Regions from separate parts of the Homo sapiens genome. Here region 2 is linked to region 1. A link is a contact called in ENCODE Hi-C data. All regions are on one chromosome and are shown on one strand. Each heading gives the region's core, a stretch centred on a gene start or an enhancer-like site at or near the end of the contact. The rest is flanking DNA. Distances are from core to core; before and after follow the strand shown.

What was found. A loop is a pair of places that touch in the nucleus more often than their neighbours do.
Region 2: a map of PC-9 shows a loop between it and region 1 (2.2-fold over the local background). The contact joins the enhancer-like site here to the promoter of FIGNL1 in region 1. A Hi-C loop is called at or near these places in 1 of 168 maps with a recorded cell type or tissue (PC-9).

What each region holds. Positions count from the first base shown.
Region 1 is chr7:50,448,504-50,454,543 of GRCh38, forward strand. FIGNL1 (fidgetin like 1) reads right to left here and starts at 1,847. Exons shown (of 4, transcript NM_001287492.4): 1 at 1,798-1,847; 2 at 615-1,220. RefSeq lists silencers at 1,368-1,662, 1,804-1,993.
Region 2 is chr7:51,042,728-51,048,767 of GRCh38, forward strand. It overlaps COBL (cordon-bleu WH2 repeat protein), which reads right to left. Exons shown (of 13, transcript NM_015198.5): 8 at 656-965. Among named protein-coding and RNA genes, the nearest start is that of GRB10, 260 kb to the left of the region's middle. Within about 2 kb of position 3,209, at least 4 of the 41 ENCODE cell types and tissues checked have a DNase peak (open chromatin) inside an H3K27ac peak, as active enhancers do; they include PC-9, where a contact is called at or near this core.

The DNA of each region.
Region 1 (6,040 bases), core at 597-3,096:
TCTTCTGTCAAGTTATTCGCATAAGCTTCCTCACATTGTTACCTTTAAACAGAACTATAGATGTATCATATTGCTAGATATATAGAATTTACTTACATATCCACAAGAAAAATTTATGAAAAATTTTTGTTTCCTAACAGTATTTCAATTAAATGAAAACCAAGAAACCCTACTTTAGGTTCAAGTATTTGAAATTTTGCCTTCCAAATTACTTGTAAGTACAACAGCCAGGTTTAATGCAGCTTTTATCTCCCATAATGCCTTACAAAGACATTTGTCACATTGTAAGTAGGTGTTCACAAATCTTTGTTTAAAAAACAATTAGAAAACTTAAGATCCAGAGCTTTAAAGACACTGTAATTTATTTAAAGCTGTAAAGCTAAATAAGCTAGAGTCAAAACTAGATCTGACCTCTTCTGTCAAGCAGTTCATCCTTTTTTTCACTATACCATTTTGATGTTAAACTCATTTATACAATACTAGAAATGAGAAACTGAAAGAAAGGTGACTCAGAAAACACTTGACACAAACTTTCACAATTAATATTATCATTCTCTTCCTCTCCATGGCTTCATTCCCCTTTATCATCTGTTATCCTGAAATTTCTACCATACCTCAGAGTTCTAGTCACTGTTCTCAGAATAAACCCCCTTCTCTTTTCCATCTTCACCTTTCCTTCAATATTCATCTTCCAAGTCTTACTTCTTCCTTTCAATTCAATCATTTAAATGGCAAATAAGGATAACCAAAAACTGGCCATCACCGATCAGTGACACAACCATTGTCTTGTTTACCATTTCCAAGTCAATTTAACCTTTATGGCCTTTCCTAGATCTAAAAAGTATGATTAATTAGCACTGTCATATGAACTGCATTTCAATCTTCTTTATTTTGCCAATGTTCTGATTATTTTAATAATGTCATTATCTGTCTTCCTAGACAGTTGGCTTCTGCAGGGAGGAATTGTTTTCCATTCCATTCACATTGTCTTAGTACCTAGAATACAGTGTCCTTTGGAATAATAGCTACTAAAATACTGACGGAGTGCCTACTCAGTACCAAGCACTGTGCAAGCCTTTCATAGGATTCTGTTCTTGATGCAAAACGGGAGTTAAGAGCACAGGGTCTGGAGCCAGGCTGCCTGCTTTCAAATCCTGGCTCTATCATCTGCCAGCAGTGACTGCAGGAAAATCTCTTAATGTCTTTCTGCCGGTTTTCACCTATAAAAGAAGCGCAGCAACATCACTGAGCTGACAAGGTATTTTAATTCTGCAAAGCACTAGACAGAGGACTCAGCACTTAGAAAATACTCTATAAAATACTGCTTCTTCTGATTCCTCACGATGACCCCTGAAAGGTATGAGCCCTTCTTTCTCATCACAGAGATTAAGAGCTTGCCTGGGTCACAGGGGAACTGACTGACCCCCGCTGTGGGCGCCCAGAGCCCCGCTGGGCCCAGTAAATGCCTGCGGTAAGCGGCCCCGCCCCCGGACAGGCTCTGCCAAAGGAAGCCGCCCGCAGACCTGGCCCCGAGCCTGCCGTCCACGCCGGGCCCCAGCTTCCTAATCCTGGATGAGTCTGGTTCTGGGCTAGCGGGTCAGCCACCCTCCCGCTAAGACAGAAGCAAAAGGGCACAGCCACTGCCTGGCTCCCGCCTCCCACGGCCTCCCGCGAAGTCACCGCCCCGCGACCCCCAGCATTCCAGAGGCACACGCCCGCCTCTCCCCTACGCCCCAACCCTGATGCTCCACAGGGGTCAGCAGCGCCCCTGCCCCGCCTCCCGTCACCGCATCCTACCTGCGGCTGGTGTGGGACGCTGGCAGCCTCCGAAAAGCGCGGGGACTGACGTGCGCCTGCGCGCTGCTGTCGCCCTCGGACTCGCGCCGTACGTGCGTGCGTGAGTGCGTGAGTGCGTGCGTGCGTGCGTTCGGCGCGCGGGGCGTGGGCGCGGCACCTGGGCCCGGGCACCGCCACCTAGGCCCTAGCTCCGACCAGTGGTGTTCTATAAACGCTTATTACATCATTGTGCATAGGCTTCATTTTTAAAAGTACTCCCAAATAAATACAAGGAGGCGATGGAAATTGAATGAAGATTCGAAGGATTCCCATAGAGCGTGGCTCACTTCCCCTCACCGGGACAGCGAGCGGCGGCTCACCTGGGAGAGCAAAGCGTGGCTCTCCTGCGCCCACCCGGGAGAGCAAACAATGGCTCACCTGCGCCCACCCGGGAGAGCAAGCGTGGCTCACCTGCGCCCACTCGGGAAAGCCAGCCGCCATCCTGTGCTGCAGGCAGGGAGCGGGCGGCGGGAGAGGAGCGGATCCACTTAGGTCAGCGGTTAAAACGTCGTTACAAGAGGCCACCCCGGCATCGCGGGGCCTGTGGCTGCGCCCCCTCTTGAATTCAGGCCTAGCACATCACCTCCGCCCCTCGCACCCTGCAGTCTGCGCTCCATACAGCACGTGAGCGGGTGCTCAGCAATGTTCCCTGGCTGAAAGAACCGCATAGAGTAGCATGCAAAAATGACATGCATGTTTAAGATAAAATAAGGGAGAGGACACCTGTTCTGACTGAGTCTGGCAACTCAGATCTCCCCGCAGCCAACATCTACATTCCTTTGGACAGCTGTCTGCTGTGTAGGGACACCTCCCTGGAACTTTGAAAAGCACCCCATCATTACCTTCCACTTTGTTCTGGAGCAAGGTTTCAAAAGAAGAGTGCCGTATTTTGATTAATTTAGTGAATTGGATTTTCAGACACAAGTAAGAGCATCCACTCAGTGGCCTCTGCAGTAAATAATGATATCAGATCACATAACAAGAAGACTGGAGGTTGGCGGGAAATCTGGACCTGGTGACTCAAAGAAGTCATGAAGGACCATCTCTCCATTCTGCCACCTTCTCGCCTGTGGATTTTCCTCCCCAGGCTTGTCACTTCATTGTCGAGAGATGCCCTCACAATCCAAGCCAGGCAGCCTCACATGACCAGATCTAAAACACAAAGAGGGAGCCAAACTGAGAAAGGACCTTTTCCCTCTGAACACTTCTCTCTTGGAAAAAGAAAATGTTTCCCAGAAAGCCTCATAGCCTTCCTCTTATATCTCCTTGACTAACTGGGACCCGGATCCCTGGATATCCTTTCCTGAGAAAGAGAGGGTCTGGGGCAGGGGATAGAGAAAATGACTAGCAACTAGCAGCACATGATGTTTAAACATAAGATTTAAAGAAATGCAAGGCACAAACAATTTGAAGACTTTTTTTAAGTTTTTAAAATCTTCACAAAATAAAAAGGAATTGGACAATGCACTTTAAAAACTAGAAGACGTTTCACTGAAAACAGCATCTCCTAATTCATTTCATGGCTTAGATAGTAATAGAAAATTATTTTATTCTAATTCCATACTTTATCAACTAATTTTAATTATTTTATAATTACCCAAAATATGTCATGTAGAATGAAAATAAAAGAAAATGAAAACAGTTATATCAAGGCCAAGTCAGTTGTATGTTTACTGGCTATTTAGAAATTTCTAAATACGTGTATATTTAGAAATGACTATATAGATACTATTTGGGTAATGTTAGGGATGGAAAGTTTATGTCCCCCCAAAATTTGTATGTTGAAATCCTAAGCCCAATGTGATGGTTTTAAGGGGCGGGGCCTTTGTGAGGTGATTAGGTCATGAGAGTGGAGACTTCATGGATGAGAATAGTAAGTATCCTTATAAAAGAGACTCCAGAGGCTGGGTGCAGTGTCTCATGCCTGTAATCCCAGCACTTTGGGAGGCCGAGGCAGGTGGATCGCCTGGGGTCAGGAGTTCGAGACCAGCCTGGCCAACATGGCAAAACCCTGTCTCTACTAAAAATACAAAAATTAGCCAGGTGTTGTGGTGGGCACCTGTAATCCCAGCTACTTAGGAGGCTGAGGCCTGAGAATTGCTTGAACCCAGGAGGTGGAGGTTGCAGTGAACTGAGATCGCGCCACTGCACTCCAGCCTGGGGGACGGAGTGAGACTGTCTCCAAAAAATAAAATACAATAAAAGAGACTCCAAAGAACTTTCTAGCCCTCTTGCCACCACCTAAGGATGCAAAGAGTTGACAGCAACCTGGAAGAGCCCTCACCAGAACTCGACCATTCTGGCACTCTGACTTCCAGCCTCCACTGTGAGAAATAAATTTCTATTGTTTATGAGCCACTCAGCATATGGTACTTTGTAGCCCTAGACAGGCTAAGACAGGTAATTAGCAATTTTAGGTGATTTTCATCATCAAAATTTTCATGATGGCATTTTGGAGAATTCACATAAACCACTCTGTTACCCTCCTAAAAGTATTGCTCAAATACTGAATTATATTTATGCTTGCCAAAGTTAATTTTTTTCCAACAAGTAACACTAGCCACTTCATTTTGTGCTTTTGATACAAAAGCATTTCCCAATCCAGCGGCTTTCATCTTCTGGCCTGGTTGGCAAAAGTGTAACTCACTTCTGCACCCTCTCTGAACCCTAGTCTCCTCCTCAAATGTAAAACAGTAATAAACCTTTCTTACCCAGGAAGCCATTATAAGGATTATAATCAACATAAGATATAATTCTTTAATTATCAAAGCAGTTGCTGGCATGTGGCAGGCATTCAACAGAAACCGTGTTGCTATGTTATTTTTATTGTTACCATTAATATTCCTATTGGGATTGAAACCCTTATGTCATATCAAAACTTTTCCATCTTTGACAAATGAGACATATTAGGATAGTATCTTAATAATATGTAAGAGTTTAGTGCTTGAGCTATTCAATTATTAAACTTTGCTTCCAAGACCACAGACTGGTGGTATATACTGTGTGCGTGTGTGTGTGTGTGTGTGTTTGTGTGTGTGTATGAGAAAGAATATGCTGTTCTTTTCTTCTTCTGGGTAGAAGTTGTTGAGCCTTCAAGGGAAGAGGTTTTCACCTACAGCAGACAGTGCCAGTTCTCTTGGTGTGAGGGATTCTGGGAGATGGCTGCCCATTTCCATATTCATGAATTTTATAAACATGGTCTCAGATAAATGCAAGTGTACACTTCGGTGAGCTCATTTGTTTTTGAGCAGAGGGGATAATACGGCCCTAAATAATGTGCTTCCCTGTCAGCCAGGAGAGTTACATTCTGGAGATGTGTGTGTCGGTGGGTGCGGGAGGCAGGTGGTGTTGAGGAGATAGGGAAGCCAACAGGACAAAGCTCAGAGGGAAAACAGCCCAATCTAAATCCAGTTCTTTCTCTGTGTGGATTCCCACTGACTTCCAAACCTCTCAGCTCCCTGACTCAGTGGTAAGGAAGAAAAAAGTACCAGGATTGAGGGGATGGTGTTCTAGCCCTCCAGCAGAGGAGTAAGATGTGTGAGCCCAGGGTGAAGCAAGTGCACAATTTTAGTAAAAGATTTTCATTGGCCATACTGAATGAATCATAAAGGGATGTGAAGAGGCTACCTCTGGCATCATTGTCATAAACACAGCTGGTGAGGGGGGAGGTGGTGTTCTCCTGGTGTCAAAAGACAAAATTATTTACAGATCAAATTGGCTTTTATTCATGATTCATGAATCCAGTAGCCTCCATTCTATAAAATAGAATTAGAGTTCCCACTGGGGAATGGCAGAACAGTGGTTTTGTAAGGTGGGAACAAGGAAACAGTATTATTTTAAAGGTTGATTGGTTAGTGTCAGCTTAATTCAGACTACTTTTCTCGTCATGGTTAAAGCAAATGGGACTTCCTTATTACTCTGACTCAGGCAGACTGAACTCTTTCTGATGGGTTGCTGTGACTCTTGTTTTCAAGAAAAACTGGTCTATTTGGGGACCACCAGCTTTCTTAAAGTTTCAGCTTGGTTAAATGGCACTTAGCATGAGTGACTCCACTTTAGTTTGGTCTGTTGGGACCTAGTGCAGGAGCTCACTCTAAAACAATGCCCTCCCGTAATTTTTCTATAGCACCTGAAACGGGGTAGAGCAGAGATTGAAGGAAACATTTGCTTGGGTCGTCATTTTCCTCAAGGACTGCGCTACCAA
Region 2 (6,040 bases), core at 1,959-4,458, 600 kb after region 1:
ATTGCTAATGAATATATGACAAGATGCTCATCCTTCCTAATCAGAGAAATGTAAATGAAAGCTACATGAGATGCCATCTGACGCCTACATGCTGGCAAAGCTCAAGATGTCTACTGACCTTAATCACTGGCATCGGTGTGCAACAAGGGGACCTTGCAGACACTGGGGGGCCCGCCAACTGCATAAGCATTTCAGGTATCCCATAAAGCTGAAGATGAGTCTCTTTCCTGTCACTTTCCTCTTCTAGAAAAGTCTCTACATGTAAATAGAGACATATGTTTCTTGCTCATTGTTTCTAGCCCTGAAAAACTAGAACAATCTAAGTGTTCATTATCAGGAAAACAGGTAAATAAATGAATGAACAACACAGATATCATCATGGATAAATCTTACAAACATGATATTGAGTAGAAAAATATACTTAAGGGTATGGTACCAAAGCAAACAAGCCACTCTTACACAGTCTTTGTAAGTTACTGCAGATGTATAGACAGCACAGAGACATGCCTGAGAGCAGCTGCTGTGAATCAGGGTCGGGGCCCCTGGTGCAGAGCAGGTTGTGATAGCACGTGTTGGATCCCATGACAAAAGACCCTCTTTAGAGACACAGATGTGGCTGTGACTTCCGTACCCACCCATCCTTCCCGTGACTCACCTCAGATGTGAGTTCTCAGAGCCATTCTTCTCCCACAAGGGGCTCTTCTGGGGACCCAGGTCTGGGGTTCCAGCGAGGTCCTGGTCACTGCAGTCTTCCTGGTCTGTGGCCCACTTGTCTTTGTATTTCATGCTGTCCTGCTGCGAGTCCAGAGAGACGATGTCTGAGGGGGAACTCATCACTCCTGAGTCCTCGGTCGTGTCCTCCGACGCAAAACAGCTGCCAACTGACACGGTCTCCTCCGCCTCTGACAGCACCTGCGGGGCTCCATCCGGGCTGCAGTGGCTGCCAGACCCCAGGGGCAGGCTTACTGGACAAGACACGGCAAGGACAGGTCAGCCCAAACCACTCTGGCGTCCATACTGCCTAACAAGTGTGACATCAGTCTGTCGGCCCCGCTCTAAAATTTGGGATTCAGGGTGCTCAAAGTAAAGGAAGAACCTCATTCAAATACTGCTGAATACTCCTGAAACATTTTAACTCACAGGGAGTCATTTGTGTAAGATTGAGGGCAAAATTTTCCCTCAAAAATCAGTATTTGATTAATTAGCCTTTTACATTGGTCTCCTCTCTATGGCTATGGGCAAGCACATTTAAAAATTCAAACTAATGACATGTTGAATGCAATTGTTTCTAGGCTGGCCTTTGGCTTAATGGAACTTGTTTAATGTGAGATCTTTAGAAAAACATTAAGACAATTAGAGTTTTTGGAAATATAAATAAGCAGACATAAGTATCAGTTTGGACACATCTGACGTGTATTTCATATTTGAAATCTGGCCTGGAAGATTCACGGCCCTACTCCCCAGCTTTTGGCTCTCCCTTAATTTTTACATGTGAGGCCAGTTTCTGTGGTTGAGGTTACCTGGCTCCTATGCACTAAATGTGATTCGCTGCAGGAGTTTGGTGAGATGCATAGAGTGGCAACTTGCTCTCCAAGCCAAGTTCTGTCAAGCCTTAATACTAATGATGGGTAGCACTATGGCTATTCTGCGCAACTACCTAGCTATTTGTAGATAGCAATACATTAAGTGTAAGTAATGGGAGGTCATTATTTTTCTCTTACTGAGCTTCTAGATTCTCTAAAATCACAGAAGCCTCTATGCAAAGAGATGAAATTTGAAGGACAAAAACACACAAGTCTAGCCCAGATGTATATTAGAGTTGTTATTGTTTTTTAATAAAAATAGATTTTAAACTTCAAGACACTTCAGGACATATGATCTAAGCACTATTTATAACAGTCCAGAAAACAAGCACTGTGTTTTGTTGCAGTCCCAGTGTATTTTGTTTTAAAGTCATTCTTCCCCTAAATAGTCACTGGATGCCCAAAGTGAATTAAGACTCCTCTGGGAGTGCTCACTCCACAAAATCATGCACTGAGAGTGAAGTGACATCACAATTGCACTCAACATCACCAACATTTTAACTGGACAGGAGACTAACAACTTATCACCACGAAACCAAAAGAAAATCCCATCAGGTGATGGTATATTTGAGATTCCAAACAATAAAACAAATGAAAGAACAACAGTTTAAAGAATATACATTTCACTAAAGAGCTCCAAGGTAAAGAATAGAACGAAAAAAAGGAATAGTTTAGAGCAGTGTAAACGTACGAGGAGATATGCTGAATGCAGTGATGCTGGTCTGCTGCGACCTCGCTCTTCTAGTTCTCTCCCCAGCTTTTGGGGCTAGACTCTTGTTCAAGACAAATATTGAGAAGAAACGTCGCTGTAGCTCCCTGTTTCCCATCACTCCTCTCTTGCCTTCCCTTTTGCTGCCATCACTGAACAATAAAACCAGCACGTTTTTTCTGTCTATGTTGTATATAAAAAGTATGACAAGAGTAAAACTCTCAGGTCACAGAGACCTGGATTCACACCCTGGTGGAGTAAGGTAATGCTGCTGCCCACAGGGTCCCTGTTGCTAAGTGGGTGCCTGAATGTGAACGGCCCTGTGACAGGGCCTGGGGACACATATTTCCAATCCAAGCATGTGGGCTCTCTGGCACTCACAGCTTCTGAAGGGACAGACACGTACGCAAAGAATGACAGTGCTGTATGGTCACACCAACTCTCGGTGTGCTCCCATAGGCAGAGTGTGGCAGGCTGGACTGAGCGAGGTGGTGGCACACAGTAGGGGCCACACAAATGCTGGTTTAGCCTGGCTTACCCTCTTCCCTCTCCAGGGATTATCGCTGAGGCGCAAAGTGACCTTAACAAATGTGTCCCCACTAGCTGTCTGCTGCCAGGCCCCTTGGAGGAGGCCCTCAGAGCACCTGGTACATGCCCTCTGGAGGCACAGAACACATCGCAGGGCAGAGGGACTCTAACCCACCTCCACCCCTTCTCTAGCCAGTTATAAGATCAGGAATGCTTGTCGGGTGATACATATATATTCCTCAGAAGTTTTGAGGCAATAAAAAAAAGTTGAGAGCCTGTGGTCTAAATTAAGCCACCTGCAAAGCCTTAAATCAACATGGAGTGAGAGGTCACATATTTGGTGCACACACGTGTTAAACCATTTACAAAATGACTAATGCGAGTGCTATTACCAGAGCTCCCCTTTTGCCCAGGCCAGCCCTCCTGCTCTCCATGTGGATAATCTTCCCATGGCCCGTGTGGCCTGGCCACAGCCCTGCGACACCATTCATGCCATTGGTGCAGAAGCAGGTGGGGGTGGGGGGGCCTGCTCTCAGGAGGTTTATCTGCGTCTAGGGAGAAGAGTGGCACAGGAATTGAAAAGACAACTGTCTAAATGCTGGGAGGAGAGGGAACATGGGTGAAAGGCCTTCTGCCAAAGGGGTGGGACCCGTCCAGGAAAGACCAGGCAGACCTCCCCACAGTGATGCCGGCACCTGCTCGGAGTATAGGGTGGGGCAGGGTGTGGCCAAGGGGGAGCACCTGCAAAGGCTTTGAGGAGGGTGATGGAGGCTGAGTGGGGAACTTTCCAGAGAAGCTTCCTGGTGAGCTGTCAGAGAGAGCACAGATCTGAAGAGAAGGGCAGATATTCCTGTGAAGCCCCAACCTGTGTTGGTGTGAGTTTTCAGGCAATTTCTGATCCCTCCTTTCCGAGGTCTGCTCTGTCCTGGGCATCTTTTGTTTGGAATCAGACATGCCCATCTCACTCATCCTGCCCCCACCCCACATCTCTTTTCTTCCTTCAGCTGGTTCCGATGATTAACCCCATGAACTGTAACATGTTTTGACAATTTCTGAATGAGATAATGGTGCAGGAGACTTTTTTTTTCTTCATCAATGCTAAACGGAAACTCAGAACATAAAAGGAAAACGTGGAGCTGCTTGGGCTGCATCGAGGTTGGGGGCCCAGGTCCTGTCCTCCAGATCCTGTGTGTGTCCCATTTCCCACCCTCTGTCCAGCCTCTGAGGGGCTTCCCTAGAGCCAGCGATCCAGGGACCCCAGCCTGAAACCCAGGGGCAGCAGGAGGAGGGCTGAATTGAAAGCCCAAATTGCACTCTGAACAATCCCCTTTCCCCTTTCTGTAAAATAAGCAGTTGGCTCTGACGGGCTCTAAAATCCCTTCTAGAGTGGAACTGTTAACAGTCTTTGAAATGCCAAATCAAAATATAGGATGTAAACACTCATTTTTACAACTGACCAGTGACTAATTAGGAATCTTTAAAAGGAATACAACATTGGCTTTGTCCTTTCTGCTATATTCTGTCTTCCCTGAGAGGGTAAGTCATTATTTTTGAGTTAATTAATGCACTGGCAACTTTGCTATTCTCTTAAGGCATGAACAATCTCTTTGAACTAAAAAGTTATTACTGCAGGATTTTTGCAAATGTGAAAAAGCACACTTACTTTGTCTTTCGCAGAAGCCTAATATAAATTCATGATTTAATTCTCTTCTAAATGAATAGCCACAGAGCCTGAGTAAGGAATATTAACCCTTCTATTGTCCTCCACCTAAATTATATAATCCCATGGTTCAGAGGCCATTACATATCTCTGAATGAGCTTTGGTAAATTCTTCAGCTCAAGTATAAAGAAGAAAATGCTAACTTAGGGCTACTAGTTCCTCAAGTTGAACACAATTATTCTCAGTTCGGTACTAGTTTTTCTTTTACAGAGTCAGCAAAGATAATTCCATCACTAAATGTAAGTATCTTCCAAGTAATTTTGGAATGGATTCATTTTATTGTTTTATTAAACGCAAATTAAAGATCTTGTGTCCTATGATATTGCTTTTTTTGTGGTTCATTAAGAAAGAGGATTTCTCAAAAGCCAGTTCCACCAAATTTATATGGCCCAGAGAAAATGTTTCAATGAAAGAAAAGCTACCTCGCCACCTCACACTGCTGCCTGTGGGTCCCACGGCCACTCACAACCAACAAGCAAAGCTGCACTTCATCTTAACCTGTGTTGACTTTGTTCTCTATGTTCTAGGCACTTGGAAGAAAGGGAAAAATTACAAGGTAAAGTGCTTCTGAACTAGTGATACAAACTGACATAAAGCATTTCAATAATTTTGTGGGGGCCAGGTGCAGTGGCTCACACCTGTAATCCCAGCACGTTGGGAGGCTGACGTGGGCGGATCACTTGAGGCCAGGAGTTCGAGACCAGCGTGGCCAACATGGCAAAACCTTGTCTCTACTAAAAATACAAAAAATAGCGAGGTGTGGTGGTGCACACCTGTAATCCCAGCTACTCGGGAAGTTGAGGCAGAGAATTGCTTGAACCTGAGAGGCGGAGGCTGCAGTGAGCCGAGATCACACCACTGCACTCCAGCCTGGGCGACAGAGCAAGACTCCATCTCAAAAATAAATAAATAAATAAATAGAAATAATTTTTTGGCATATCCCTCCAAATAATTTTGAACAATCATGCATCTCCTTCCATTTTTCATTGACGTCTGAAAATTTCCATCATGAGTTCAGTTGGTTGCAACAGATGTACATTTTAATTGTGTTATAAATACTAATATTTTACAATTTAAAAATATTGTAATTTTTTAAATTGTATTACTGTTTAATATGCCATTTACAACTAAATTAATTGTAAATTGCCATTTACAATGGCAAAAATATTTTGCCATTTAAAAATATAAACAAAGGAATCTGGATATCATAGTATTTTCATGCCCAGGCCCCTCCACGTAAAAATTAGTAAATGAGTTCTTCCTTTAACAGGCAGAATTTTAGAGCATGTCTCTTCTTCCTTGAACTTATTTCCATTTCACTACCTAACAGAATCTTATCCTAACTGAATGTACTTTATGCTTGAGTTTTTTTTTTTATTCATCAAGCCTCTTTGTATAGAATATGTATCTAAGTTAAAATGTAATTTTCATTTTCCCTCACCATAAGCAAGTTGTATTAAATTCCTTTTTATATTGTTTATCCTTGTGCTAATAGAAAA